2 separate regions of the Homo sapiens genome follow, and region 1 is linked to region 2. A link is an interaction called in ENCODE POLR2A ChIA-PET data of the cell type or tissue named here. Cell type or tissue: OCI-LY7. All regions are shown on one strand. Links, peaks and the distances in the headings refer to the core of each region. The heading gives the core; the rest is flanking DNA.

Evidence for each region. Peaks named below come from ENCODE experiments on the same cell type or tissue, not always from the same donor. Only the 100,000 strongest peaks of a DNase experiment are listed, where the experiment ranks them.
Region 1: POLR2A ChIA-PET joins it to region 2 with 10 read pairs; 1 of 35 experiments calls an interaction of 5 or more read pairs at or near these places.

The regions. Positions count from the first base shown.
Region 1 is chr3:188,438,573-188,454,557 of GRCh38, forward strand. The region is part of intron 4 of LPP (LIM domain containing preferred translocation partner in lipoma); the gene reads left to right. Among named protein-coding and RNA genes, the nearest start is that of LPP-AS1, 120 kb to the right of the region's middle. In OCI-LY7, for the core only: no CTCF peak of the experiment used is centred there; a DNase peak (open chromatin) is centred at 8,379; H3K4me3 peaks cover 1,157 bases; H3K27ac peaks cover 1,027 bases.
Region 2 is chr3:188,204,825-188,220,809 of GRCh38, forward strand. The region is part of intron 1 of LPP (LIM domain containing preferred translocation partner in lipoma); the gene reads left to right. Among named protein-coding and RNA genes, the nearest start is that of FLJ42393, 34 kb to the left of the region's middle. RefSeq lists an enhancer at 9,169-9,318. In OCI-LY7, for the core only: no CTCF peak of the experiment used is centred there; DNase peaks (open chromatin) are centred at 9,237 and 9,757; H3K4me3 peaks cover 2,068 bases; H3K27ac peaks cover 2,904 bases.

The DNA.
Region 1 (15,985 bases), core at 7,940-11,939, 230 kb after region 2:
TGTTCTTCCCATTTATGAGGTGATTAAACTATGGAGGCAGGCATGGCATACCTGCAGAACAGGACTAGAATCTCATAGGTTTTTGAACTTATTAGGCAGACCTAAGGTTTTTTACACTTCCTGAGGCTATAGAACAGAACTAATCTCTTAGCCTTAATGTCACTATAACGTAAAAACCACGTGAAGAGAATTACGATGGTGAGCAGAGGATAGGACACTTATTATAGTTGTTACCTCATTTATTTAATTCTTTGTTTCTTAGAGAATAAGATTCTGGTACATAGCAGGTTCCCATTAAATACCTATTGATTTAAAGTTTAAAACAAGGAATAATGGCTAAATGAATCATTGAATGCATATGTCTATTTCTTGGAGGTCTAATCATGTTTTCAAAACTTTGGCTCAACTGTAGTTAGTGCAGAGTATGTATGGTCATTCTGCTAGAGCAAAATCTTAGTATAGGATTAAAGAACTCTGCAAATTGTTAAAACATGCAGGTACACTAGTTTCAAAATGTATTAGTTTGATTTATTATTGTCATTTTCTGATAAAGAAAGGGGAGTAGTCTCCCCTAAAGTTTGGTGATTAAGTCACCAGCCACCTTTTCTATTTTGGTTGTTGTGGTAATTGGTGTTTCCTGGAAATTTTCCCTCTGTTCTATTAATAATGTTAAAGGGGGTTACAGCCGTGACTCACTCCAGGAAGTCAACCATCATTCGCTTCCTCAATCTCACCAACCAGTCCCCATGTACAAAATCAGCGACTTCTGCAAATGAGTTACTTTACAGCTCTCAAGAGAGTTCTAGAAAATACAGCTTTTGTATTTCGCTGTGTGCTTCCTGCCTTGGCAGAGAGTAAAACAAACCTTCATGTTTTGCTCCTTGGTAGTCTCGAGATAATTGACCAGTTAGGTAACTAGTGTAGTCTCACTCAAGAGAAATCCCACTTGCTGTCTAACAAAAGTCCCTTGGCACTCAGATTTGCAAAGTTAAACCTGGGGACAGTTCATGAAGTCCAGTGGAGTCTATACTTCTTTTATACCTGGCTTTATGTTTCTGTATTCATTATTTTGCTCAATGTTTAATTAAGTAATGAATATTTTAACTTGTTCAACATATAACTCCGTATGTCTTAGCACTGCTGTGTAGTAGATACCATCATAGGCACTGAGGATGCAGTACAGACATGGTAGCTGCCCTTGGGAACCTTCTATCCTAGTTATTGTTCACTATATTACCAAGTTAACCACAGGGAAAACAAGTTCAGAGAATACATAGGCTGTGGGCCTGTCCTAAAGGAATCAATCTGTAACCGACATGTCTAAAGTTGTGCAGGATAGGATTATTCCACTTAATTCTGTAATTTGTTTTGTCTGGAATTTATCTCATCTATGCCCCCACCCTCACTCATACACATAAACATGGAGATGGAACTTAACTGTGCATTCTCGTGGTACTTAAATTTTTGTACCTTGGATTATCAAAATTTTTGTTCATGTCCTAGCTTCTCTGCAAGTTCTTTGGTTAAAACCAGTGTGTGACACATCTCTGGATCAGAAATGTCTTCCTTTCTACCTTTCACCTTCCCCAACCTTCCTGGTCTCCTAGCACAGTGCCAGATGAATGACAGCTGTTTAGTATGTTTGGTAAATGCTAACTGTGTGTGATCTTAGAAAAGTTAGTGAACTTTGCTGATTTTCAGTGTCCTCTTTCGTAAAAAAGAGAATAATAACCATTTCTACTTCCTAGGTTGTTGTCAAGGTTAAGTATTATATTTAAAGTTTTTTTTTAGTAGTGACTAGCACTTAGTAAGCACTTACTGAATGTTATCATTAATAAATGATCTTACAAAGCAGTAGCATTTCCTTCTAGGATTTTTTTGTAGTCCTTCATGATTGATAGAGAAGAGACATGCAGTCTAGGATTTCACATCAGCTTTTTAAATATAGGAAACCAGATGTAAATATGCTGCTTCGGTTATTTACATCTGACATTCTTGCATGCTTGCTGACAAAACATTAAGTAAAAATTATGCTACTCTTTCCCTTAGATGTCAATTCATGGTCACATTAAAGTCACAAGATTTTTCCTGAAACTTACTGCTGGTACCAATTTTACCATAGGTTATCTTAATTAGTATCATCACACAGTGGTGCAGTTTGACCTTTGGGGTTTGATTCCAGTCCTTTGTTTATTCTGACTGTGAATGGAGGAGTCAGGCAGAATGACCTTTACATATCTTTACCTCCTTCTCCCATCTTCTGCTGGCATAGAAAACTTTGCATAAAGAAAGGCAACAGAGCAACTGCAAAATTGCTGGGATTAAAAAGAAAATTGTATGATAATGAGAAATCCAGTGTACTCTCTCTCCCTTAATATGTGTGTGTGTGTGTGTGTGTGCGCCTGTATACATCAGATATATGGATTGATGCAGTGTACTCTCTCTCCCTTAATATGTGTGTGTGTGTGTGTGTGCGTGCCTGTATACATCAGATATATGGATTGATTTCTTTTTGTTTATAAAAAATATTCACTTTTCAAAATGTATTTATACTATGCTATCATTGAATTCTTACATATCAACCCTTTGTGGTTGACACTGCAGAGATGATGAGCTCCATTTTATAAAGATGGGGCAGTTTTATCTCAACAACTAGTGTGTTCTAGATCAAGGACTGATTCCAGATTCTCAAAGTCCTACAACAGTAATCTTCACCATGCTGTGTGTATGCGTGCGTATGTGTTTATCAGAATATATTAGAAGATAATTTGCAAGCAGGGATTGGTTAAAGTTGAATGTTTATGTATTCTTTTGTAGTGTTGCTTACGTTTTAAATAAAAATAAAACTGCAGTGGATGTGCATTTGTCATCATTTAGAGGCCTTCAGACCCCAATTCGTAGTTTCTTCACAGTTGCCTCTATTTTCTGATTACTAGTCCCTGGAAGGTACAGTGTCAGAGTTGAAGGGATGTTCTCAAATCCCCCTAAAGTTTTCCATTGCAATACTCATTACAGTTTCTTTTTTTCTTTTCTTTTCTTTTTTTTTTTTTTTTTTTTTTTTTTTTTGAGATGGAGTCTCGCTCTGTCGCCCAGGCTGGAGTGCAGTGGTGTGATCTCGGCTCACTGCAAGCTCTGCCTCCCAGGTTCACGCCATTCTCCCACCTCAGCCTCCTGAGTAGTTGGTACTACAGGCGCCCGCCACCACGCCCGGCTAATTTTGTTTTTGTATTTTTAGTAGAGACGGGGTTTCACCGTGTTAGCCAGGATGGTCTCCATCTCCTGACCTCATGATCCGCCCACCTCGGCCTCCCAAGTGCTGGGATTACAGGCGTGAGCCACCGCGCCCGGCCGCAATACTCATTACAGTTTCTAATTGCGTATGTGTGTAAAAGAACATATAACTTCCTCACAGACTCAGCTGTACACTCTACAGGGGCATCATTGTATCTTAGGGGTCTAGCCTAATGGCTGGTGGGCACTAGGTGCTTAGCAATAACTATTGAATGAATGAATGAAAAAATGAATAAGTGAATTCAACACAACTTTTATTTATTTATTTTTATTATTATACTTTAAGTTCTAGGGTACATGTGCACAACGTGCAGGTTTGTTACATAGGTATACATGTGCCATGTTGGTTTGCTGCACCCATCAACTCGTCATTTACGTTAGGTATTTCTCCTAACGCTATCCCTCCCCCAGCCCCACACACCCCAAGAGGCCCTGGTGTGTGATGTTCCCTTCCCCGTGTCCGTGTGTTCTCATTGTTCAACTCCCACTTGTGAGTGAGAACATGCGGTCAACATAACTTTTAAAATCCAGAATGTCAGTACTAAAAGGAGCCTTTTAAGTATTAGAATTCAACTTAATGAAATGTTGCTACGTATTTTCTCTGTTCTCATCACTGACGTAGCTGCTTTGGAGCATCTATATCTGATATTTAGATAGTGGATGGCTTCTTGCAAACACTTACATTGCTCACGTAGTAATGTGAACCAACAGATTGGTGGCCCGGGCAGCAACATATTTTCTATAATCTGTAGCATGAAGCCAACTGAGGTGTGACCGTGGTATTTCCTGAAGTGGCTTTCTTTTGCTTTTCTGTTTTGATTATTATGTGGCTGTGGATTTAGTTCACACCATCACTGTGAAGAATTTTCGAAACTTAAGAATCAAGCTCTGTTTATACATTTTCAACGTAAGCCCTTAATTACAGTCACTCCTCGGGCCCAGTGATTTTACAGTTACATGTCAGATTGAGGGGTTTCGTCTTGAGAATGTCAGCTGGCTCTGTGAAGAAGAAGAAGAGCAGATACGTGAGTTACCCAGAGGAGTGCTGATTGAGTCCAGGAGTCTTTCTGTTTAAGAGCACGTTGAAAGAGTTTGTGTGTCTATTTGTAAAACCATTTTGGAGATGATAAAAAGCATTCTGAGACACACAAATTTTTTTTCTGTTTTCAAAGGCAAGACAGAGACATGTGGACAGGTTGATGAAGGGATCATTGTGATCTTTTCTCTCAGAACTTGATTTTCATTACTTGAACTTTGTCTTCTATGCTTTTATTACCAACACCTGTACACAAAGGTACACATAATACTTGCAAAAAAGAGAAGAAACTGTTTTCAGACTGGGGCTCTATTAAGTGTTCATTGACCACAATCTACAACAACAAAAATGACAATTCCTGCTTGCCATTGAAAATAATGCAATTGAAAAGAAAGGGCGGAAGCAAGTTCTTGGCTGCATAGCTTCAGTCTGATGCCATATTCTAGAGTGAAAAGGTATTGGCTTGGTTTTGAGGCCTGCCTTCATCACGTGAAGGCTCTGTGGCCTGGCAGGGTTATCTTACGCTATTGAACCTCAGTTTCTCCATTTATCCAATAGAGATGGAAAGTATTGGCCTGCATTTATTTCTCCTTCAAATGACATATTGTATAGAAGCGTATCGTAAGTTGTAGGTACTTAACAAACATGAAGGACTGTTATGATCTCACTTTCTGGGCTAAGGAGAAAATGGTGGGATGAGTTTCATGTCCTTTTCTTTGTGGTTTTGACTCCAGCAGCTTCCAAACGACTTTTGCTGATGTTTCCTAATTAGCAATGCTGAATCTCGTGTTGTATCAATCCTCCCCATTCCTTAAGATGGAAACAAGTGTTCCAGTTATAGCTATACCATGTGCCTGACAGGAAAGAATTGGGTTGCCATCAGAACCTTAATTTATCAATCTCAGTGGCTTAAAATTTTGAATTTGCAGCTTAATATTATTCATTAACAAAGTATTTTTCATCCCTTAGCTTTCCTCCAGGGAACAAAAGGAAATGGTACACACTAGCTCTTCTAACAGGCTCTCATTCAATAAAGGATGGTGTGCCCTTAATTTTGTTAGCATGTGTATAAAGAATGTACTTTTAGTGGACATGCTTCACTTTGCAAATATAGTGCATAATTTTCAAATACATCTTTGACTCTTCCTCAAACCTGCTCAGAAGCTGTGTTTTTCCTCTCTTCATTAAAATGTTCCAACCTGGAAATTTTCTCTTTACAATTCAGATATTTTTCACTTCTTGGGAAGGGAATAACTAAATAATTTCAATACTTTAAACTACAAGGATGATGTATTTTTGTTCTACACAGCATTGATATGGTGGAGCTGTATTCTTTTTCTAATAATACAAATAATATAGGGCTGTAAGGGTTTGTATCATTGCATGTATATGTTAAGAGGATAAGAGGTATGTATAAAAGTAAATTTTGAGAAATTATAAGTATAAACCAAAAAGTCTTATACCTTTAGCAATGCCTTTAAATCTTGAACTTGAAAGAAAAAGTTATGCCCGACTCGTTGATTGCATATTAAATAGGAAAATACATTTGTTATACTTGAACTAGATTGTTCTTAGGATTTTGTGAAAGAAAATATATAAGCATGAATTTATTATAGAAAATAAAAATGACCCTAGAAGAAAACCTAGGCAATACCATTTAGGACATAGGCATGGGCAAAGACTTCATGACTAAAACACCAAAAGCAATGCCAACAAAAGCCAAAATTGACAAATGGGATCTAATTAAACTAAAGAGCTTCTACACAGCAAAAGAAACTATCATCAGAGTGAACAGGCAGCCTACAGAATGGGAGAAAATTTTTGCAATCTGTCCATCTGAGAAAGGGCTAATATCCAGAATCTACAAAGAACTTAAACAAATGTACAAGAAAAAAACAAACAACTCCATCAAAAAGTGGGCAAAGGATATGAACAGGCACTTCTCAGAAGAAGACATTTATGTGGCCAACCAAAATATGGAAAAAAAACCTCACTATCACTGGTCATTAGAGCAATGCAAATCAAAACCACAATGAGATACCATCTCACGCCAGTTAAAGTGGTGATCATTAAAATGTCAGGAAACAACAGATGCTGGAGAGGATGTGGAGAAATAAGAATGCTTTTACACTGTTGGTGGGAGTGTAAATTAGTTCAACCATTGTAGAAGACAGTCTGGTCATTCCTCAAGGATCTACAACCAGAAATACCATTTGACCCAACAATCCCATTACTGGATGTATACCCAAACGATTATAAATCATTCCACTATAAAGACACATGCACACACATATGTTTATTGTGGCACTGTTCACAATAGCAAAGAATTGGAACCAACCCAAATGCCCATCAATGGTAGACTGGATAAAGAAAATGTGGCACATATGCACCATGGAATACTATGCAGCCATAAAAAAGGATGAGTTCATGTCCTTTGCAGGGACATGGATGAAGCTGGAAACCATCATTCTCAGCAAACTGACACAGGAACAGAAAACCAAACACCGTATGTTCTCACTCATAATTGGGAGTTGAAGAATGAGAACACATGGACACAGGGAGGGTAACATCACACACCGGGGCCTGTTGGGCAGTGGGAGACTAGGGAGGGATAGCATTAGGAGAAATACCTAATGTAGATGACAGGTTGACGGATGCAGCAAACCACCGTGGCATATGTATACCTATGTAACAAACCTGCACGTTCTGCACATGTATCCCAGAACTTAAAGTATAATTTAAAAAAAAAAAGTAAAAAAGACATTGATTCATTCATTCATTTATTCAGGCAATGTTTGGAACTCATGATGTGCCAGGCACTGTTTTAGGACCAGGAATAAGCAATGACCAAAGTATTTGCTCTCCTGATAGATTATAAACAAATAAATATATAATAGCTCAAGCTGTGAAAGTCACAGGCACACAGAGACACACACATCTCCAACATATGCAGCAAGGTAATGAGATAAAGAATTCCTGGCCATTTTTTGTGATACAGGATAGATGTAATGGTTTCCTATCAGTTTTATCATTTTTAAGGTCTCTCTTCTTAGAATAAATTATTTTATTTGTTTCTTCCGTATGCCATTTAACAGGGAGGGGAAGTTTTCTGCCAGTTTTGCACCCACTGTTTTTCTTTTTCAGTAAGAGCCTTCTCATAGTCTGCTTGAAGGCAGCGGTCTTGCCACATGTGTTCTATGCATAATAATTTCAGGAGAGTCTTGTCCACAATGCTTGGTTGATTACGGCTTGTGGGACACCACTTAAATGACTAGAAACAGCTCTCTTTAATAAACACACTGGTGTTGTCCATCATTTTAAGTGAGCATGAGAGCCCAGCTTCATTTTGCCACTCCAATCTCACACGGCCTAGAAGAACTAGTGAAAGTAGCAGGTGGTGTTTGACTTTCAGTTTTTCTGAAATGTGTCTCTTTCTGCCACTCTCCAGACGCCGTGCCAGTCAGGCCCTCAAGGTCAAAACATCATGAAATTGACCATAGATTATCTCAGCCTTTTCTTTTTAAAAGTGTCATTGTAACCTGTTGGTTACTGTGTATGTCATTTAACTTCTCTGTCTTTAGTTTCTGAAGTAACTGGTTTTACATTGCCATCAAAAGGCTTCTGTGGGTTTTTATTTTTCTTTGTTTTTATTTGTTTGTAAACAATCTCCTTTTCTAAACTCATTTCCCCAAATTTCCTTAATTTTTCACGGACTGATGAAAATGTTTTGCTGCTTCCAGAGCTTGTCAGCTTCTCTTTGTGGCATTGCTTTCATTGTTGTTCTCCAAGTTCCCACTCAGCTCCTGCTTTCTTCAAAAAACCCTTTGGTTTCTAACATCTATGTTTTCAACATGGCAATGGAGTGAGTTGCCCAGGGAATGATTGGACCGTGATTGTTTTCATGGCTTTCTTTTGCCTTTTCTCCATGTCCTTTTTAGCTCTAAGCCTCATTTGTAAGCTTTCTAGAAATGTGGATTCTATTATAGAACTTCTGTTTTTCTCATTTTTGTAGTTGCTTTCTCAAGAGCAGGTGCTGGTGACCACAGGACGAGTGAGAGACGAGATGGTGTCTCTCCTTTAGCAGTTGGCTTAATTAAGGAGGTTTTTTGAAGTGTATGGGCTTCAAAAAGTCTGACATGTGATTTGTGGCCTGTGTGGTCTAACTCTGATTCCTTTGGATACAGAACCTTAGAAAGCCTTGAGAAAAACCTCAGAGATCATCTATGCAATCAATTCTGGCTTTACCTGGAGGGAGTTTTATAAAACACAAATGCCAGGGCTTCAACTTGAGAGACTCTGATTTCATTGTTTTGCAGTGGGTCTGCACATCAGTAGTTTATAGAAATTTCCCACATGATTTTGTGAAACCAGGGTTGAGAATCACTTGATTTTACAGGGCATATATAAGGTCCAAAGCAAAAGTGACTCTTGGCTGGGCGTGGTGGCTCACGCCTGTAATCCCAGCACTTTGGGAGGCCGAGGTGGGAGGATCATGAGGTCAGGAGATCGAGACCAGCCTGCCCAACATGGTGAAACCCCGTCTCTACTAAAAATACAAAAATTAGTCAGGCATGGTGGCAGGTGCCTGTAATCCCAACTACTCAAGAAGCTGAGGCAGGAGAATTACTTGAATCCAGGAGGCAGAGGTTGCAGTGAGCAGAGATTACACCATAGCAGTCCAGCCTGGGCGACAGAGTGAGACTGCCTCAAAAAAAAAAAAAAAAAAAAAAAATTAACCTGTCATGGTGGCATGTAATCCCAGCTACTCCAGAGGCTGATGCAGGAGAATCACTTAAAACCCGGGAAGTGGAGGTTGCAGTGAGCCGAGATCGCGCCATTGCACTCCAGCCTGGGCGACACAGCAAGACTCCATCTTAGAAGAAAAAAAAAAGGTGACTCTCCGGGATTCTATAGCAGTATGGCCATAGAGTAGGGACAAGAACATATGCCTCCTCATTTACCATCAGTGCTATTTCTATTTTGTTTACTACCATTTACTCTCATTTGATTGTGTCAAATTATCTACTGTTGTACTGGGGGGCCAGAGTGGATTCCCAAGCCTCAACCACATAGAAGAGTAGATTGGAGGTTGTTTTCAAACTATTCAACATTATCAGTGGGTTGAATTTGTAAGCTATCAACTCAAAATATAAAGATAATTTTTATAACAGGGTCTATATTGGATTGTAAAAAGAGGGTCATAGGATTTGGATCTTTAGGGCTCTGTAATTCAAAATTTGGGATGTTCATTAGGACTATTTGTGTTATGTTGTAAAACAATTGTACTTGTTGGCAGACGTCTTGGGTTCAAGTTATGATTTTGCATTTAGGAGGTTTGGGAACGTGGACAAACTCCCTTTTGAGTTTTCCTTCACCCCGTCTTTGTAATGGAGATAATATTCTCATTTCCCTGGGTTTTTAGGAAGGTTACCTGAGATGACTCGTGCAAAAGCTAACACATAATAGATAATAATATCTATCTATATTGAGATATCTATATTTAGATAAAGATATCTATATTTAGATAAAGATATCTATATTTAGATATCTATATTTAGATAAAGATCTATATTTAGATATCTTTATCTAAATATCTATCTAAATAAATGTTAATTTATTCTGAAGTGTGGTAAGTTTATCTAACATTTACTGTAGCAACCAAGGTGGGGCTAAATATGGGGACCAATCAGAAAGACGATCTCTGTCAGTTTTGCCTAGGACGTTCAGTGGGACTTGGGTAGGAGACTGTGGACTAATCTCACCTCTGGAAATTTGTGTGGCCTGTGCTATAACTGAGAGGAACCAAGTAAGCCTGTGTATATGGCAAATGGTAGTCCTCTCCCAAACAACATTTGTAAAGAAAATGCATTTTGCACTATTTCTTAGTGTGTCTGAGGCTTTTTATGTTCATAAAAATCTTAGTGAGTTGTTGAAACGTGCTTTTCTGAAAAACCTTGGAATTTACCTGGTTTAGAATTAGAATCAGAAATGTGTCTTTTTAAACTGTATTCTACCTTCTTAAATCTTTTGCCTTCTGCAGCAACATGGAGCAACTCTGATACTTTTTTCTACTTGAGGGCCTTTCGTAGTCAGAGATTATACTAAGATAGCAAAAAATAGAAAGTGACACACTAGTCAAGGTTGGTTTATTGTGTGGTAGGAAATCCAAAAGACGTTGGAAGCAACAACAATAGCTCTGAGGTCCTTGGAACCAGGAGTTTTGAAACTTTTACTTTACTGCACGTCTGTTGACATGATTCCATGAATATTTCTGCTCTTTCTCCCTTATGTATACCAGATCCACTGGGCTGAGTTAAATATAAGACCCCAAGCATGGTCAATTCTTATTAATAGTCCTTGAAGAGGCTCTCTCTTGTTTTTGATTGACTTTCTTTTTCTTTCTTTTCTTTTCCTCATCCTTTCTCCTTCTTCCATTCTCCCTTCCACCTCACAGAAGCCTAACGGGCTTGGAATAGCACTTATAAATGCATGAATTTTTAGAAATATATACTATTGTTTTCATTTCCACAATAATCATGCCTAACATTTATCAGCCACTTCCCATATGCTAGGCTCTCTTTCAAGTCCTTTAAATGTAATAACTATAATAATCTCACAACAAACTCCATGAGACAGGGACTGTTATCTAGTGTGTTTTATAGATTAGAAAACTGAGACACAAAGAAAGTAACTTTCTAAGCTCACATACCTGGTGAGTCAGTAGCTGAGGCAAGATTTAAAATCAGGCAATCTGACTGTACATCTCACTCTTCGCTACTTTGTCCTTGTGCCTTTAGATCATGGTTCTGTGCTATCGATCTGATCTTATTTCTTACTCTTTTTACTACTGTTGTTGCTCAGCATAGTCTTCCCCCCTCAAAAATAAGTAACATTTATATTGCTATTATTATTATTATTATTTTGAGACAGAGTCTCGTTCTGTCACCCAGGCTGGAGTGCAGTGGCACAATCTCAGCTCACTGCAACCTCTGCCTCCCAGGTTCAAGCAATTCTTCTGCCTCAGCCTCCTGAGTAGCTGGGATTACAGGCGTGCACCACCACGCCTGGCTAATTTTTGTATTTTTAGTAGAGACAGGGTTTTACCATGTTGGTCAGGCTGGTCTTCAGCTCCTGACCTCGTGATCCGCCCACCTCGGACTCCCAAAATGCTGGGATTACAGGTGTGAGCCACCACGCCCAACCTGTATTATGAATTATAATACATAGATAACGTGTAAATATTTAATGTCACATATTATTCGTGTGAGTTAGATTTGTAAATTTGATTAGCGCTGAGACATTGGTATTAGTTTTTTCTACAGATGAGAAAACAATTACATACTTTTACAAATGATACAAATATGTGTGAAATATATTTAATCACATACATGAATAATGCTCAGTGAGCAGGCATAGAATTGTCAGGACCTTTGCAGTATCTCCAATATATACCCTGCCCATAGATTAGGAACTATTGCTGTACTATTGCTCATCAGTTTAAATAATTATGTTAATTCACATTTATCTATATGATCAGCATAATCTTTCAAAAATCGATTTACAGGCCTGGTGCGGTGGCTCACGCCTGTAATCCTAGCACTTTGGGAGGCCGAGGCAGGTGGATCATCTGAGGTCATGAGTTCGAGACCAGCCTGACCAACATGGTGAAACTCCTTCTCTACTAAAAATACAAAAATTAGCTGGGCATGGTGGCAAGCGCCTGTAATCCCAGCTACTTGGGAGGCTGAGGCAGGAGAATTGCTTGAACCTGGGAAGCAGAGGTTGCAGTGAGCCGAGATCACGCCACTGCACTCCAGCTTGGGTGACAAAGTGAGACTCTGTCTCAAAAAAAAAAAAAAAATCTATTTACATTGCAGCTCCTTTAGGAGGTTTACTACTTGTAATACTGTAGAGTCTTCCAGAGTGTGCATCCATTGTATTTCACTGATTGATTTCGTTAGTGATACACCTCAAAGTGAGGTAGTCATATACCTCCAACTCTTGGCTGCCACAAATGTACTGTCGTGAGCATTTTGTATATGTGTTCTTAATGATTGGCAGAAGTTAGCTCAGGATTTGTGGCTGTGGGGAGGGTGCTTGATCATAGTGCATTTTAATATTGAGTTTCACTAGGCTCTGTGTTTTTTGTTTTTTGTTTTTGTTTTTTTTTAAACATAAAGGCTTCACTAGGGTTACTTTCCCCCAGTAAAGCATTAGGATTCTTGTTTTCTTCATGCCATCACCAGCACGGGGTATTGCATGACTTTATATTTTTTGCTAATATGATGGGTATGGAACTACTAGTACCTCCTGGTTTCTGCTTCTTTTCCATACATAGTAAACAGATTCAGTCTCTCAAAATTACTGGGAAGAAAAGTGATTTGTTTCATAAGTGTTAAGTGTCTGTTTCTGGTCATGGCTATCTCTGGGACTGTGGTCATAGAGAGGCATACTGGCTATTCAGCAGGGTTTCTGAGTGGGAAAAAAATCTCTTGAAAATGTGGTGTTGTCAAGGAAGGCCATTTTACTGATGTTACTTCAGGGCCCTTCTTTCATTCCTTCACATTTTTCAATATTTATTGTATGGCAATTGCATTGTAGAAACTTTTCTAGGTACTTGGGAACAAAATTGTGAACAAAATAGACATGTCCTGTGGTTTCTCTGGAACCTTTAGTGTGGTCAAGGGGACAGGCATTAATCAAAATACTCAAGCAAACATTTAATTACAAACTATCATGAGTGCTACAAAGGGAAAGGAGAAGAGCTCTGGTATATAACGGGGTAGATGATCTGTGTGTGCTTACTTGATGCAGGTGTCTTTTGGGGATGCTATAAGACAGAAAATTTAGAGGATAAGGTAAAGCAGTAGGAGGAATATTCAGACAGAGAGAATAATGTGTGCAGAGATCCACAGGCAAGAGGGAATGTGGCATCCTCGAGGGATAGTGAAACCAGAGTTGTTTTGAGGACTTTTATTCATTTATTCAACATATTTTTATGGAGTGCTTACTATGCTCTAGAATATGACAGTGAACAAGACAGAACACTAGGAGATGTTTGAGATGAGGCCGAAAAAATAGGTAAGGGGCTCGCCCTATTGTACACTCATCTCCCTTGGTTTGTTTTTTTGTGTGTTTTCAGAGAGAAACAGCCGTACTTAACAATCTGGTTTCAGATTCTTTTAACCTTCTGTTTGCCTTTCTCTGAAGGTGCTACAGTTTGTTTGACACCCTCTTCAAGAGGGGCCAGTAGAACTAAGGATAAAATTTTTAAGTCTTCCCATCAAGAAATGTGTCGTTAACATTAATTAAGTTTCCTCACTGTTATCAATGAATATCCCTCCGTATCCTTCTCTTTCACTAGCTGAGCATTATATTATGTGTTGTTCAAGGGCAGATAGTCTGTGAAGAAGTGCTTTAAAAACTGATAGCGTGTGGGCTCTGAGCATGTTGTGCGGCTGACTGGCCCCCACCTCCTCTTGTTTCCTTTCTCCCCAGAAAGGCCTCACTTGCTGCATGACAAGTCAGGCTATTGTTTGCTCATTCGATATTGTCAGCTAAGATGCTTCACAATTCCTTAAGAATTTATTATTGTTGTTGTTGAGGGATGATAGAGTCCTCTTCTTCTCATTTAAGTGACGTGTATCGAAAAGGAAAAATGACAAATAAGAAAGGACTTGGGAAAATTTCCTCCACTCCTGACTTCCAGACCTTTAGAACTTAATGCTTTCCGTTCAGTACTTCTGCCCCCTAACCTTAAAGTCTTGAGAGAAGAATGACTGGTGTTGACAGGATGCTTGTTTACTGGCTTCTGCCTAATTTTTGAGGCATGAAGTGGCCATCTCATATAAAGCAAGTAGTTCACATCCTGGGACTGAGACTACAACCTGGTTTCTCCTTGTCTTGTTTCGATGGAGTTATTCTGTATCCTGTGAAGAATCTCTGTTTTGTCATATTGTATTCCCTCTTTAAATCTTTTATATCTCTTTCTCGTACTATTTTGCCCCTGATGCTGTTTCTTTCTTTATTTTAAGCTTTAGATTCACCTCTTAAGTTGTCAGCCCACATGGCCATACATGACCATGGTTCTTACTGGTGTGAAGAAAGCAGATTGTAGCTGGTTGTTTGAGATGCCTTCTTAGGTGGACCAACCTCTCTCGGGTTCTTTGGTTTTATCTCTTGCTCTTCCTCTTGAATGTTTATGATACTTCCTGGTCACGTCATTTCTCTTTGACTCTTTCTTTCTTCCTTCCTTAGGTTCCGGATTCATACAGGTATGAATCTACTTCCCCATCTTTGCCAACCCTGGCATCGTGCCCCCTTGATTCCTTGGCTTTTCACAGGCTAGATGCTTAATGGACTCTGGAAGCCTTTATCTCTAGGACGCCTTTATCTGTAGGACTGGGCTTTTTTGTTTGTTTGAGACAGGGTCTCACTCCGATCACCCAGGCTGGAGTGTAGACCTGGGGTTTCTAAACACTCTTCACCTTGTGCTCAGCTCCTTGTATGATACCGACCGGATCCTATCCATGGACAATAACAATCTTGAATGTGTTCACAATGCCTGGGGGAATAAGTCCCAATCCGGCCAGGAAATGCTGATCTCCTTCCGACGGGATCTGCTTGTCTCACCTCAGCGCCAGTTGCTTCCCTTTACAATCTCTTTGCTGGCCAGGTTAGAACATGTGCTAATTCTCTGAAAACACACCATGCTTTCCTTCCTCTGTGTCTTTGCTTGAATGGTTCTCTCAGTCCAGAATACATTTTAAATATTTCTACTTCCACAAATCTATTCTATAGTATTTATCAAAATAGTACCTTCCCTATTAAGTCTCCCCTGATTCTTTAGCTGAAAGTTATTTTGATTTCCTCTGAGTTCCTGTTAATTTTGTGGGTACTTCTGTTAGGCTTCTTAGCATTCTACAGATAAGGAGATGGGACTTCGTTTAAACAGCTCTGGGCCACAAATATAGCATGTAGAACTGTGGAGATTCTAACTCACATTTTAACCTAAAATGCCATACTCTTTTTATCCTATTACATTCTTCTCATTCCATATATGTCTATCTTATGTAGTATGATTGAAGGCAGGGTGCTTGAATAAGGTGTAATGTTTTTGAATACTTAGCATATCCTAGGCACTGTGTGACATATTTTGCATTTATTTAATTTGGCTGTCATAAAATTTCTGCAAGGCAGGTACAGTTACTATTCCCACTTTACATATGAGGAAGTGAGGTATGGAAAGATTATGTAACTTGTCCAAGGTTAGGCAGCTAGCAGGTGACAGGCAGGACACCAGCTTAGGCAGTGTGGCATCACAGCCTATGCTTGTAACTGCCGTGCAATGCTGTAGGTAAGCAAGAGCTAACAATATAAGCCTGAAACTACTGGCTTTCTCAGTTGATGGTATTTGAGAAGTGTGGTCTATGATATTCCTCAGTAACTTTCATCCATGGAAAACCAACATATCTCATTTCTATAGGTTTTAGGATTTAAATATTTTTAAGGATTTTTCTGTTGTAGACTTTAAATTTACGATTTGAGATAAACTGAATGCTAAATCTTTCCTGCTTGGGAAGAATTCAGATGTAAAATTGTAATTTGTATTATTGGAAAACAACTCCAGTTTTATGCATTCTATGCAAGGATGAGCTA
Region 2 (15,985 bases), core at 6,877-10,876:
ACTCTTGGAAGTGTAAGATGGTCATGAGTTTCAAAGATTTCTGAGATAAGCTGTTAAGATTTTCAAAGATGAGCTATAGAGAATTTGGGACATAAAATGTGTTTCTTCCAGTAACTCTTGCTTGCTATCATGTTGTTGGTTCAAATTGAACATGTTGATAAGTGCCAGGGAGGAAAGAAACCAGTACCTGCTACTTATTGGGCACCTTTTTTGCCCTGAACTCAGTACTGCCTGCTTTTCCATTTGAGTATCTAGAAACATTTATGGATGGAGTGATTGTAATATTGTACAATTCTGTCAACTAGTTTATTAGCTAATTCTCATAAAAGCCTTAGGAGGTAGATAAACAATATTATTTTCCATTTTACAGATGAGAAAACTGAGGTTTAGAGAGATGAAATAACTTGCTTATAACTTGCTTGAGAGAACACAGGTCCTAAATAGATTATAATCTTTTTTTTTTTTTTTTTTTTTTTGGCAGAGTCTTGCTCTGTCATCCAGGCTGGAGTGCAATGGTGCAATCTTGGCTCACTGCAACCTCCGCCCCACCAGGTTCAAGCGATTCTCCTGCTTCAGCCTCCCAAGTAGCTGGGATTACAGGTGCACACCACCACACCCAGCTAATTTTTGTATTTTTAGTAGAGACGGGGTTTCACCGTGTTGGCCAGGCTGGTCTTGAACTCCTGACCTCAAGTGATCTGCCTGCCTCGGCCTCCCAAAGTGCTGGGATTACAGGCCTGAGCCACTGCACCCAGCTGTAAGTAGAGTATAATGTAAGTTTTCTAATTTGAGACTTCTTTCTTCCTTGCTGCACCCCATCTACGCCATGTGTTGCCCATCCCACTGGTGAAAATGCAGAGCTGCTTGTTAAGGAGGTACATGTCAGACCTTGGAATTTACTGGAATCAGACCTGGAAGGTACTATGAAGAGCTCAGAAGGCTGGTGGTTTTCAAGCTGTTCTCTTCTGAGCCTGAGAGACTCCAGGAGTCATCTTGAGGGATATAGCACGGAGGGAGGTGAAAAGTGGTGGGAAGTGGAGGAAGGAAGGGGACCGCTAGAGCCAACCTGAGTCGCTCTGCTTTTTCCTATTTTGTAAGCTAAACATTGTCAAAGCATCCATTTAAAGGAAAAGTTCTGCTGCTACATATAAAAGTTAAAAAACCACTGTGTCTACCCTTCCTTTTGCTAACACTGAGAGGCAGAGTGGTTCAGCACAAGGGGACACAAAGTGGCTTAGCACGAGTCACGAGATGTGACGGGTCTGAGACCTCTCAGCCTAGAGCTCCCTTACCCCTGGGCCACTTTGTTAGACACACCTCCTTTAATTCAAATCCCCGTCTCAGTGGGACATGGCTTTTTCATTTTTTCAAGGAAAGGTTTAATCTGTCCAGATCCCTGTGAAGATCTTGGCTCTTGGCGCACCTGCTGGAGGTTCGAGGTCCTGCAACCACAGAGTAGCTGCAGGACCTTCAGGATGTCCCGAGCCACAAGGTCTTTGACCTGCATTTTGCAACCTGGTTGTGTCTCCCCTTTGGACTCTGGGAACCTTGCTGAGATTGGTACAATATCTGTGCTAAAAAGGTTTGAAATTATAGCTAGTATTGTGTTACCTTCCTGGTCCAACCTTCACAGACATTGTCTGACTAAGTATATATAACTCTTGAGTGTTCACTGTGTACACCGGCTCACAAGAAAGGCAAGGTTCCTGATCCCAAGGATCTAATGGAGAGACAGAAACAAATATAAACTTTTGTCAACTATTTCAGAGACAGTTATTTTTGTTATACAAGATTGTTATGCATGCTAGTTATGTGGAGAGGATTTCATCTCTTAGAAATGAGACGGGGAGAATCTGGGCGATGAGAAAGAAGACCAGAACTGGGGAGTACAGTCTAGAATTGCAAGGGGTTGAGTTTGCTATGTGAAGCAGTTAGTTTTGGACTGTTGCACTTACTATTTCTGAGATTTGAGCATCTGACTTTTCCTTTAAGCTTTTGTTTTCTCATTTGTAATATGGGAGTGAGAGTGCCTAGTTCACAGGGTCATTGCTGGGGTTAAATGAGATAATGTATGTAACCTGCTTAGTATAATACCTAGCACAGAGTAAACACTCATTAAATTTTCATTGTTATCGTTGTTATGATTTGGCAGCGAGGAGTCAAAAGAGCCTATTTTCTTAAACTCATCAATGGTATAATCAGAGCTTTGCATCTCGAAGTAAAGGAACACTCTGCTTTTATTATTTATTTATTTTTCACTCTGCTTTTAGACATAGAATTCAATTGCCTCAGGCTACAACAAACTGGCTTCAATCTACCTTTCTGAGTTAACTTCTGTTTATTTCTATCCATCTGCCCACTTCTCTCACTAGTGACCTACACATTTTCTTTTTTTTTTTTTTCTTTTCTTTTTTTTTTTTTTCTTGAGGTGGACTCTTGCCCTGTTGTCCAGGCTTGAGTGCAGTGGCATAATCTTAGCTGACTGCAACCTCTTCCTGCCGGGTTCGAGCCATTCTCCTGCCTCAGCCCCCTGAATAGCTGGGATTACAGGCACACACCACCACGCCTGTTTAGTTTTTGTATTTTTAGTAGAGATGGGGTTTCACCAGGTTGGCCATGCTGGTCTTGAACTCCTGACCTCAGGTGATCCGCCTGCCTCGGCCTCCCAAAGTGCTGGGATTACAGGTGTGAGCCACCGTGCTCCACCCACATTTTCTAAGCTTGATTTTAACTTGCTGGTCTTTGTCATATCTTCTCAGTCATTGCTGGGGTTCAAATCTTTCTTTTCTTTTTCTTCTTTTTTTTTTTTTTTTTTAAAGATGGGAATCTCACTATGTTTCCCAGGCTGGTCTTGAACTCCTGGGCTCAAGTAATACTGCCTTGGCCTCCTGAGTAGCTGGGACCATAGACATATGCCACTGTGTCTGGCTTAAATATTTCCTTCTGTCGGAATGCCCTTTGTTCCTTCATCTGTGCCCCCCTGCTCCATCCTCTTTTAATTCCTAGCCCAAAAGTCTAACCCACCCATTGGGAGGGATTCTGCAGAACTCATAGAGTTTACAACATCTTGTCCTTCAATTGCAGTCAGTCTCTGTCTTGAACTGGATTTGTGAGCTCCTTGAAGTTGTTTGTATCTCACAGCTCTTTGCTGTAACATCCCTGGGGATTCAAGCACGCACACATAGTAGATGCTCACACATCTATGCAATAAATTACTTTAGTGTCTTTCTCAAATGATCAGCACAGGAAGCAAATGATAAAATGCAAACCAGAAAACAGACCTCACTGGGCTCTGTGCTTGTCAGCCTTGGGAATGGATTTCTGGCGAAGATCCGGCCCCTCTACAAATGACAGAGATGACTTGGCTCTTTTCAGGAATTGAAGAGAATCCTGACAAGTGGCATGTTGGGAAAGGCCTGAAGGAAGCCAGACCAGCTTGCTCTCAGAGCTCCTTGGGTCCCCTGCGGCCCCCAGGTGATCTTCAGCAAGACCTGGTATGTAAATGAGCCTCATCTGCTGGCTCAGCCTGCTGCCCACTGCTAGGGATGCTAGAATTCCAGGGTAAGCTTCTGTGAGCCGGGCTGGGAGGTTTAGTGGGTTGGAGATTACTAGCTTTTTGGTATCTGCAGCTTGAAATACCTTGTGCCCTTGATTAATTCATGCTTGGGAGCATCCTCAGTGCTCTCTGGAAAATAGCTCCTTACTGTATGTTTATTTCCCCACGGGCTTATTTCAGAGAGACTGGAGCCTGTGTTTCTAACAGCTTCTCCAAGGAAAACATCGCAGGCCACGTTTCCGGAACTGAGAATCTCAGGGGGTCTTTGAAACGTCCATCTCTATTACCTCCTTTTGGCCCAGCATTTGCTTTTAGCTGAAAAGGGAGATTTTGTCTTGAGCCTTCCTGTAGACATATGTGACTTGGAGTTTGAAAATCTGACAGCTGCTGCTGAGCTTTGAACTGCAAGAGTGAGCAGCATATAGACATAACCCCGTAGAACATCAAATCATTTTCCTTTAATTCCCAGAGACTTAATGTTTCTTTGTCTTGCGAATGACCTCACTGCTTTTTGTATTTGTAATGGAATGCACAGTCATTTGTAAGTAATCACACAATAATCCCTTACACTTTTATAATGCCTTACCCTTTTCCATAGGGCTTTCACTCTCATTATCTCATATGATCCTTATAACTGCTCTGAGATATAAGCAGAGCGCCTATTTTAATCTCCAATTTTCAGGTGTAGAAACTGAGGTTCAGAATAAAGTTAGCCAGAGTTAAAACAGTTAGTATGTAGCAGAATTGGAAAGGGAGTCTACAGAATTGGAACTGGAGTCTCCTAAACCAGTGTTTCTTTTGCTCCTTATTGCTGGTGTGACCTTGGGAATATACTTAACCTCTCTGAACCTCAGTCTTCCTATCACTAAATTGGGTATAATACTACCTCCTGGGATAGTTGTTGGAAGGGATTCAATGAGACTGGGAAATCATTTAATAAAAGGTAGAACACACTAATAATGGGAGGCATCATTGTACTTACTACATGGGCCTTGACGGCGAACAGTGCCATCAGAACTGTGAAAGAAAATAACATTTTTTCTCTCTTTTTAGAAAGACACAGGTTCAGAATGGTGTTGTCAGGGATCACAAGCTCCCAGCCCCGTGATTAGCAAATTGACCCTGCTGCCCTGTCTGCTGGCTGCTTTCTTATTCTGAGAATTGTGTTGACAAGACCCTCTTTTCCTACAGAGCTCTCTCTTAATGTTGCTTGGAATAGCCTTGTGTCCTGGAGACAGTTTTAGGTCTGGCAGGATCTGAGAACAGGAGTGGGGATCTTGGAATGGGATCTGCATCCCTGAGCTTCATCCACAAAGGGTGGGAATGTGGCTTGGGCTGTGGGGTGGAGGTAGATGAACAGCTGGACTTGCAGGTCTATCTTCTGTTGTTTCTCAATAAAGTAGACAAGTCCATCTGATGGGTGTTTAGTAGGGTATGACTTGTGAGTCCACAAGGCCAGCAGTATATATGCTGAATGGACTGCTTAGCAGTAACACACTGGAAAAATCCAAAAAGAATGGATTTCAAGTTGGCAAAAAATGCATTAGAAGTCAGCAGTGTGATGTGGTCAGGAGAACAACCAGAGTGACTGTGGGATGAGGTCTTGGATAGCTTTGTTTCTATATACAGTCAGCCCTCTGTATCCATGGTTTCTGCATCCATGGATTCAACCAACCAAGGCTCGAAAATATTAAAAAAAAAAAAAATCCAACCATAAAAAAATACAAATAAAAAAACCAATATAATATAACAACTGTTCACATAGCATTTGCATTCTCAGGTATTATAAGTAATCTAGAGATGCTTTAAAGTATACAGGAGATACTACCTCATTTTATATAAAAGACTTGAGCATCTCTGGATTTCGGTATCTCAGGGGTCCTGGAACCAATTCCCCATGGATACTGAGGGAACGAGTGTACATACTCACCTACAAAAATTCCAAACCAGTGAGACAGACATAGGTTGAAATATGGTCCTGAGAGGCAGAACGTGAAGCAAGGGATGGAAGGCCGGGGAGGAACCAGATTTCAGTTCCGTGTAAGGAAGAACTTTCTGATGGAAAGATGGAATTTGCAGTGGCAGGAGATAATGATCTTTGCTTCACTGGAGACCTCAGGAATACCAATGGGGCAGGCACTGGGCTTAATGGCCTTTATGGCCACTTCTAATTTTGAGATCACAGAGCTAGGAGGATGAGAGGCACACATATATTGAAGGAACTGAAGGGTCTCTCTCTATGTGGATGTGGAAACTGATCTCCAAATGTTTGCAAGATGGAGGGTACGTTTAAAATATTTCATTCTGGTTTTCATATTGATCTCTGTGGCTCTCCCCTTGGTCTTTGGTTTTTAAAGCTTAAGACCATTCCCAGAAGCTCTTTTCCATGGAATAATCTCCTTTCTTTGCTGGAATGCTCCTGTTGGGATGCAGGAAGGGACTCTGAGCTCCTGACAGAATGAAGACCACCCCTTTTTGCTCTCCAGACCTAATTTTGACGTCCCACGCCCACCCGCTGAGGAGGGTTGCAATGGCGAGATCTCTGTCCTGAATTCTGGTTCTGGCATGCAGTGGAAGGCCCTCTGATTCTGTTTCCTTACCTATTTTAATAGTAACTTATATTTGTGTTCCTTCATTAAATGTACAATAAATAATAAATGTTTGCTTACGGCATGCTTGTTAAGTATAAAACAAATAATCAAAATGAATGTGTAATGACCCTTTGGATAGACCAAGTAGAAGCTGCTTTTAGGACACATGATTGGACCATTTCTAGATATCTGCCTAATTTGTAAATGAAAAATATGTAAGCTACACAAGGAGCACTGACTCGTCTAAAATCTTAACGACTGACTGATTTGGGCTTGGGGTTTGGGGCTTGGGTCCTTCATGCCCTGATCAGAGCTGTTTATAGCTTGAAGACTTCCTGGGGGTGAGAACAAGCAACCTCTTGGTGCAGTCCAAAGCCAGGAAATGGGTGACGATTTTGAAAAAGGACTCATCTGACCTCCAGAAAGCCTTTACAACCAACAGTAGAACGAGATCACTAAGAAACAGAACCACCGGGAAGCCAAGATGTGGTACTTGGATTCCCATCTCGGAGCACCTCCTATATCCCGACACACCATTTCCCCTAGTGTCTGATCTCTCTTTCTCCTCCTTTAATTCAGTCTGGAGTCATTTTAGATCAGATTCATTCCTGATTGGCTTCACTGCTCCAACTTAGTCATCACAGAACCTTAGGGTTGGAATCCATGTTACAAGTTAAACTGAGCAATTCACCCCCACTTTTCCTGACAACAGTGTTCTCTTGAGAGTCTGGTTTTATTCTGAGTCTTCCAGCCCGGTGTCTGTGCCCATGAAGGACTCATGCCAAATTACATTCTCAGGAGGACTCCCAGACCAAGAGACTCTGGGCTTGGGCGTGAGAGACTTGGGGCTGTTCTTTTTCTTTTTTTTTTTTTGAGAAGAAGTTTCACTCTTATTGCCCAGGCTGACATGGAGTTTCACTCTTATTGCCCAGGCTGGAGTGCAATGGCACAGTCATGGCTCACTGCAACCTCCGCCTCCCGGGTTCAAGTGATACTCCTGCCTCAGCCTCCCAAGTAGCTGGGATTACAGGCACACACCACCATGCCTGGCTAATTTTTGTATTTTTAGTAGAGACCAGTTTTCACCATGTTGGCCAGGCTGGTCTTGAACTCCTGACCTCAGGTGATCCTCCCGCCTTGGTCTCCCAAAGTGCTGGGATTACAGGTGTGAGCCACTGTGCCCGGCCGAGAGGAGTTGTTTTGAGACTCACCTGCCATCATAGGAACCATAGCTTAAATTCTTGTGACCTTTTCAGGTGCATCTCCCAAAATATCTCCCCTCCACCAAATTAATGATTTATTTCATAAATTTAGTTGCATTCTGGATGGTCTCATTCTTAAGATGAGCTTAAAGCCTTTCAGACCAGTCACTTCCTTGTTTGGGGTGGAGGAGGTTTTTTCCTGGAATAGGACAGTGTATGGAAGGGTTGAGAATCCACTTCTTTAGCGGTTAATAATTTACTCCGAGTAAGGAATTCTTTGTTAAAGTGGGGCATGTTCTTCAAGTGCCAGAGAAGAGAGAAGGGTGATTTTTCTGACATCCTCCAGCCTGCTTCTCCATATTTGGAAATGTTTACCCACCAGGCTGATCTATTGGAAGAGAGGGAGGTGACTCAGGGTTTAGGAGAAGCAGGATTTGAATTCTTGTTTCCAGAAACAAAGTCGTCCCCCCACCCTGCCCCCACCCTTCCCCCTTCATTCCTCTGTCCCTTGTTCTGGAAGCTGAGGCGAGAATGTCTCAGTTCTGTTCCCTTCAGGCTTCGAGACCACCGCCTTGCTGTGTCCCGTAGTGGACTGAGGGCCTGCAAGAGGGAGTGAGGGCTAGTGGAGGGCCAGCTGCCTGTGGGGGCTGGACATCGTGTGAGTACATCATTACTGCCATTTCTGCTCACAGACCTGGGGCTTACAGCCTGTGGGCTGGCTCACTTGCATGGTGATGGGACACGTTGCTGGGAGTGCTGGTCACTTTTATTTGGGGGTGTGGACAGCTGCTTTCCCAGGGGAGTACTTCTTACAGTGGGATTTCAAGACAAGATCGGCCTGAAGAAAAATTATATTTGTATATTTTTTAAAAAGTAGGTATTTCCTCTCATCTGAGGCCTAACTTGAGTTGGGTAGAAAGACAATTTGGGAGTGCTGTTGTCTGATGATTAAGGCTAAAGCAACAAGCTGGAAGGGATGTCGGGATGTCTGTGGACATGTAGGGAGGGGTAGTTTTAGCTTGAAAACAGTTATGGTGGGATTTAAGAGTATGCAAAATGTTGATGTGTAGCATTTGCACAGCATCCACGGTCTGGAATACCTTGTGTGCAGGTCACTGTGTAGATTTGATGAGTTGTCAGAGTTGGAAGAGTCCTGCAGAGTTTTCAGCACATCTGTCTAATTTCACAGTGTGAGATAATGGGCAGCAGAGACCCAGGCCCTGAAGACAGATGGCTCATTATGTGGGATTAGAACCCAGATCTTCTCTCTCAGTTCGTTCTCCTTCCCCTAGACTTAAGCTGCCCCCTCTATTGCGAGATGAGGAAATTGGGAGATGTTAGAACTGTCCACACTTACTAATCTAGTTGGTGGGAAATTGAGGACTAGAACCTACTTCTAGTTCAGACCTCTTCCCGTTAGGATATATGGGCTCAGATGCCTAGATTTGTTGTTTTTGTATGAGGCTCTTTTCTTTTCTTTTTGTTCTTTGATTTTTACTTACCTTTCCCTTCTTTTGTTCATGTGAATGTCGTATGAATGCAACCTTCTGCTCTCCTTTGCTCCCTATATCTTTCTCTTTCACGAAAGGGGATGATCACTTGTCCAAAAGGCAGAATGAATAGTGTGGAACTTCCTTTCTATCCATGGAAGTGAAAATTATGCAATTTTCCCTGAGAGAAATTCAGCAAGGCTTCCCATCTGAGCCTCTACCACTATTCTTGAAGCTGTAAGAATTCTGGAATATTATGCCCATTCAAAGGTGAGTCCTGATTCTGATTAGATTTTAAACACACACACACACACACACACACACACACACACACACACTTTTTAAGCCTACCAAAGCAGGATAGAGACCCAGAAGACACCGACCTATTACGTCACCTCAGATGTTTCACAGCCATCAGGAGTAACTCTTTGTAGTCAGCTCAGTTTCAGATCAACTTTTTTTTTTTTCTTTCTTTCTTTTTTAGACAGAGTCTTGCTCTATCGCCCAGGCTGGCTGGAGTGCAATGGCGCGATCTCGGCTCACTGCAACCTCCGCCTCCTGGGTTCAAGCGATTCTCCTGCCTCAGCCTCCTGAGTAACTGGGATTACAGGCATGCACCACTAGGCCTGGCTAATTTTTGTATTTTTAGTAGAGACAGGGTTTCACCACGTTGGCCAGGCTGGTCTCAAACTCCTGACCTCAGGTGATCTGCCTGCCTTGGCCTCCCAAAGTGCTGGGATTACAGGCATGAGCTGCTGCACCTGGCCTCGGATCAACTTGAGGGCCTTATTTTCCAGTGCAGGGAAGATGGTAGAAATATGTTTTGGGGAAGCATTTTATTACCAGTGGCATTAGGTGGCAGATGTAATAGAGCAGAGGAAGTGCTCTGAGACCTATGTTTGTTCTGGCCAGTTTTAAAGAGAGGGGAAGCGACTCTCTAATCTGCTTTGAAGCAAGTGGGAGGAGGGAAGTTGCACAGGACTCCCAGGAACCTGTACACAATCTGTCTCCTTCTGTGACCAGCTGAGGCTGGGTGGTGACTGTAAGCCCTGTTCATGAGACAGGAGGAGAGAGCCTTGAAGAAGGAAAGCCTGGGGTGTTTTTCTGTGGTGCTGAGGGACAGGGACAGTAAGAGGTTGGAGTAAATAATACCAGTATGAATACTAATACTCTGAATAAGGACAGCTGACAAGCATTGGTTGCTTAATGGGTGCCAAGCACAGGGCTAAACACTTTACCTAAATTATTGTGGCACTATAGCTGCCTTTGAGTAGGAACTATTTTTTAAAATATTATTTTTAATTTTGGTGTAATACATATAAAATTTGCCATCTTGATGGTTTTTAAGAGTACAGTTCAAGCCTGGGCATGGTGGCTCACGCCTGTAATCCCAGCACTTTGAGAGGCCGAGGTGGGCAGATCACTTGAGCCCAGGAATTCAAGTCCAGCTTGGCCAACGTGATGAATCCCCACCTCTACTAAAAATACAAACATTAGCTGGGCCTGGTTGCATGCACCTGTGGTCCCAGCTACTCAGAAGGTGGGGATGGGAGGATTGCTTGAATCCAGGGAGTGGAGGTTGCAGTGAGCCAAGATTGCCCCACTGCACTTTAACCTGGATGACAGATCGAGACCCTGTCTCAGAAAAAGAAAAAAAAAAAAGAGTACAGTTCAGCAGTGTTAAATACATTCATATTGCTGTGTAATCAGTCTCCAGGCCTCTTTCATCTTGCAATCTGAAACTTTGTACCTATAAGCAACAGCTACCCATTTTCCTCTCCTCCAGCCCCTGGCATCCTCCATTCTACTTTCTTTCTCTATGAATGTGACTACTCTAGGTTCTGTATCTAAGTGGAATCATACCGTATTTGTCTTTTTGTGACTGGCTTATTTCACTAAGCGTAGTGTCCTTAAGGTTCATCCATGTTGTAGCATGGGTCAGAATTTCTCCTTTTTAAGGGTGAATTATATTCTGTGGTAATGAATATACCACATTTTGTCTATCCATTTAGGTACTATTTTTTAACCTCCATGTTATAGAAGAACAGCAACCAGAGACTTCAAAGGGTTAATTAAGTAAGTGGCCCAAAGTCACATAGTCAGTAGTGGAGACTAATTTTACCTAAGAATGGCATGTGATCAGGAGTAAGCAGATATTGGATTCTAATTGGCAAGAGTGTGACAAATCAGGGTGCTTCTCAACTGGATGGTGACACCTCCTTACACCTTGCTATGGCATTTCAATAAAGCAAGTGTTCCAAAGGGCTGTACGCAGCTATGCTTCCTTTCTTTTGTATTGGGCTCTAGGAAGCCCATAGCTAAATTTAAAGCTCACCTCTAGCAAATGGTATGAGACATCCAGCTCTTATTTTTTGTATCCCTTTCTCCTTTCTTTGCTTTATTTTCTCCTCTCCTTACCCACTTTCTCACTTAAATCATGAACTATTAGCATCTTTTGTCAGGTACCTCAGATCATTTCTGGAACAAGGCAGAATATATAGATATGTGGCATGATATCTAATATTTTAGTAATTATTAAGTCTGTGGAATAGTAGGCCAAAACTGGCCATGATTTTTCTGACTTGACTCTGCTCGTCTTCTTCTTCTTCCTTTTTTTTTTTTTTTTTTGATGGAGTCTCACTCTCTTGCCTAGACTGGAGTGCAGGGCGTGATCTTGGCTCACTGCAACCTCTGCTTCATGGGTTCAAGCCATTCTCCTGCCTCAGCCTCCCGAGTAGCTAGGACTACAGGCACTTGCCACTACACCCCACTAATTTTTGTATTTTTAGTAGAGACGGGGTTTCACCATGTTGACCAGGCTGGTTTTCAACTCCTGACCTCAGGTGATCTGCCTGCTTCAGCCTCCCAAAGTGATGGGATTACAGGCATGAGCCACCACACCCCACCTAACTCTGCTCATAATGCAATGTTTCATCTGGGCAATGCCCTGCCCCTTTCTGAGTCTCACTTTTCTCACCTGAAAGAGGAGGTTACTGTTGATGACAGTGAACATTTAGGCTGTGCTGAGTTTTACACTAAGCATCCTGTCTCTAACTCTCCCAACACTCCCACAAGGCAGGTGCTATTATCCCCATTTTACTTTTGAGAAAATTAAGGCCTAAAGAAGTGAGAAAGCTTGTCCAAACCGCTATAGCTCTTGGGCAAAGGCATTAGTGACCAATGTGTATTTGACTCCAAAGCCCAGGATGTTAGCCACAGTGCAGGGCTACTATCCTTTTATACAATCTGTCAGGCTTCTTCCATCCGTGGCATGTATTCATCTAATTTTATTAAATCTTTATTGAGTTTCCACTTAGGTGCCTTGCACTGTTCTGGGCATTATCCCAGTACTCGATTTAGAGCAAAGAGTAAGACACACACAACAACGATCTCTTGGTGCTTACACGCTGCTGCAGGTGTGTGAAGGAGGCAGATAAAGGAACACTTAAACAAGAGGGACTGATAAGTAACCCAAGGGAGGAGTCACAAAGGGCATTCTGACTGTGAGTGAGTGGGGAAGGACTCTGGGAGGTTATGTTTAAGCTGAGATCTGAGTGACAAGGAGGCCACCTTGTAGAAGTTGGGGGAAGAGCACTGCAGGCAGTGGAGACGGTCAATGCAAAGGTCAAGGCTGTGAAGTGGGAAGGAGTTTGTGTTTGAGGAACAGAAGGAGACTGATGTGCTGGCAGGATGTGGGCTGCAGGGGAAGAAGCAGGAGAAAAGAATAGGGTCTAGCAGGTGGTGGTAAGTGAGAGACCTGAGCTTCTTAGACCTGAGTCCAGATGTGATGGGTTATGTGTTACAGGCATCTTTCCAGCTGCTGTGGAGGGAACCTGATAGTAAAAGGGAGTCAAGGGTAGAAGCAAGAAGGTTAGGCTAGACTTTTACCGTAATTCAGGTGTGATGTGGTGGTAACTTTGACTAGGGCATAGAAGTTGGGCAGGAGAGGTAAGTTTGGGGCATGTTTGGGAGTGATCGTCTATAGGATCTCAAGTGTGATTTCCTTCAGAGAAATGCTGAGCTAAATGGGCAGGAATCTGGGATACTCAGAGGGAAATGAAAATAGGTGCCCTAGGGGGTTGCCCAGATAAGCAGCTGGCGTTCCAAGACCAAAGAGTATCTGTTTCTCACCCCTCTCCCATTTAGTTTCTAACCTTGAGCTTTGGGCCAGTGCACAGAGGATGGTGGCTTCCTGCCTTTGGCTTCCCAGCTGAGAGCTGTTGGAACGCCCCAAAATAAGCCCTGCAGAACGTGCAGCTTCCTTTGCTCTCCCTGGGTATTTTTGTAAAACATTCTTTCCCACCAAGAATGAGGAACGTTCAGAGTGATGCTGACTTTATGGGCTGTATTTAACATGTTGTTTTTTCATGGTGTTGTCTGTTCATGCAGAGATTTCTGTCTCCTGTAAACTCCCTGGTAAGGAATCTTCAATCTCCATGTGAGATGGGTCTGGAAGGCTCAGTGGGAGCCCAGAAGAGCTGGGGTTTGAAAGCCTCTCCTTGTCTTGAGGACTGGACTGCGGTCCAAGGGCACCTACCAGCCCTCTTTTTTCATTTACATTTGAATTCACAGTTGCTGCCCTTTGGCAGTTCCCTGTAATTCCTTTTAACAGGCTGGGCTTTCCTGCAGATACTTCATTTTTCAGGTCTTGGAGAAGTTAGGTAGTGGCTGAATCAGGTAGAGAATCCAAAATTCTGACCAAGCCCCATCCTCTAGCCACCAGGCCAAAGCAACTTAGCTTGTGACCTCATCCTCCTGTGTATCCCCTGGCAATCTTATACTATAATCAGCCTAAGCCCAGAGATGCTCAGAAATCATACACTAAGTCATCTAAAACTCATTTCTGAGGCTTTCTCATGCGCCCCTCTTGCAGTCTGTAGTTACCAGGTTTTCAAATAATTAGCATAATCTCTTAAAAACAGTGTTTTGTTATTGCTCATTCAAGTTTCTTCTAAAATTTCTTTTATATTACCTATTCATTGAGTTGACAAACATTTATTGAGTTCTTACTGTATGCCAGGCATTGTGCTAGGTGCTGGGGATTGATTCAAAGATAATTTGGAGGCGTATGGAAGGGGAGTGGATAATTACAGCACAGTGAGATAAGTGCTATAATAGGGGGATATATAAAGAGCCAGAAATAGCACTATGAATAACATCTTTGAACAAATTGCCTTCTTTTTTCCTTTTGGATTATTCCCTTATGTATATTGCCCAAAGTGGGATTACTGGGTCATTTAAAAGATGAAAACAATTTGGCACAAAAAGATGTAATGACTTGCCTGGGGAATACAGCTCAATTTTCAACAGAGAAAGAAAAAATTGTTGACAAATCCAGATTTAGATCACTTTACCAGGAAGATGGGGCAGTTTTTATACTACCCTTTCAACATGGTGGCTTTTAGGGGCGGGGTGGGGGGGATTTATTCTAAACATGTTAGCCTGCGTGTAGGAATCACACGTCCTCATATTTAATCTCACAACTTGATTGTTCTCACAAGAACCTAGCTGTATACATATTATCGTTTCCATTTTACAAATGAAGAAACTGCACCCTTGATAAAAGGAAGTAAGTTGCTCAAAATTCCATAGTTAATAAGTGTAGAATCCAAGGGTCAAGCACAGTTCCTTTTATTCTTTGACTCTATCCTGTTCCCCATGCTGTGTTTACCAATTGAGGGTACCTGTGCTCTAGCCGGGGCCCGGAATTTAATATTTAATGAGTCACGGAGGCTCTTAAGATGATGGTCAGGCTCTATGAAATAGGTGTAGATTTTCTTACCTCTGAAGTCATAGCCAGGGAACAATGTCTTTCTGTATATTGACCTGAAAGGACCCAAGGGCGCATTATTCCTGACCCTGGCTCAGGTGCTGAAAGGCTATTTGCATAGCCCTACTGTTAGAGCACAGAATCCCAAGTAAAGCTGAAACCATGCCACAGTTTTGCTGTGAAACATTTATTACTTTTCTAGTACTTAACAGTATTAAGTAAAAACTCCTGCCCCTGGTATCCAGGACCTGTCATAAATGGACACCAACATCGGTCCACTGTGGGTCCATGTGGGTCCTTGATGCTCCTGCTTACATATCTTTAAATCAAACACATTTCCTACCAACCCCCAGATATATCTTGCACTTTCTCACCTTCATGCCTTAGCACATGCCTTTCCTTTAGCCTGAGATAACCTCTCCAATCTTCATTCATAGAACTCCCAATCCTCCTGTAAACTTCTGCACAGACGCCATCTTGGGAAGGGAATAATCCTTGATCACCACCTGCTCTCCCATCCATTAGAAGTGATCTCTGTGTTCTCTGTTCTGCTAACTCAACCACAGTTAGCTGTGAGGCAATAGAGTACAAATGTATGCTGCATATGAGCATGGGATATGGATTTGAATCCCGGCTGTGATACTTCCTCACTGTCAGTTAACTTGCTTGAGCCTGAGTTTTCCCATCTGCCAGATGGGTGTGATACAATAGGTGCTCCCCCTGAAACCCACCATGTTGACAGGAGTAGTATAAAAATGGTCTGATTCTCCCGGTGAGGTCACGTAAATCTGGAATCGTCAACAATTTTCCTTTCCTTTGTTGTCATGACTTTTTTTTATGACATCACCTCATGTCATGTCACCGTGTGGTATGAAAATTTGCATTGTTACCTGTGCTTCTTCTGTGGCACTTGTCCTCCCTTACTTGATGTCTTATCTCTCCTTCTAGACTGGGAGCTCTTCAAGGGCAGGGAGGGCATTGCATCTTTGAAGGCCTTGACATATGGATACTGCTACAAAGTTTCCTTTAAGGGAAAGGAGGATTCCATACAACCTAAGTGGTGACATCAGCACAGGCTCATTACTAATCTCATGTCACGAGGTTTCAGGCCTGGCTGAGAACTCTGTGAGCTCTGTGATGTTGAGCTTCAGGCACATAGAGTACAAGCTGGGTAGGCCTCTGGCTCCTGCTTAAGAGACAGCAGAAAGGCTGGATGGAGCCTGTCTCCAGACCAGCTTCTTCTGATTCAAGGAGTTGGGTGGGACTGGCAGTTCACTGAAGGCAGAGTGGTAGTCCTGCTTGGAACGTGAAACTTTGTTTCTTTCCTGGGCCTTCCAGTGGGTCTGTTATGTTGGTGAGAGTTTCAGACCTAGAGG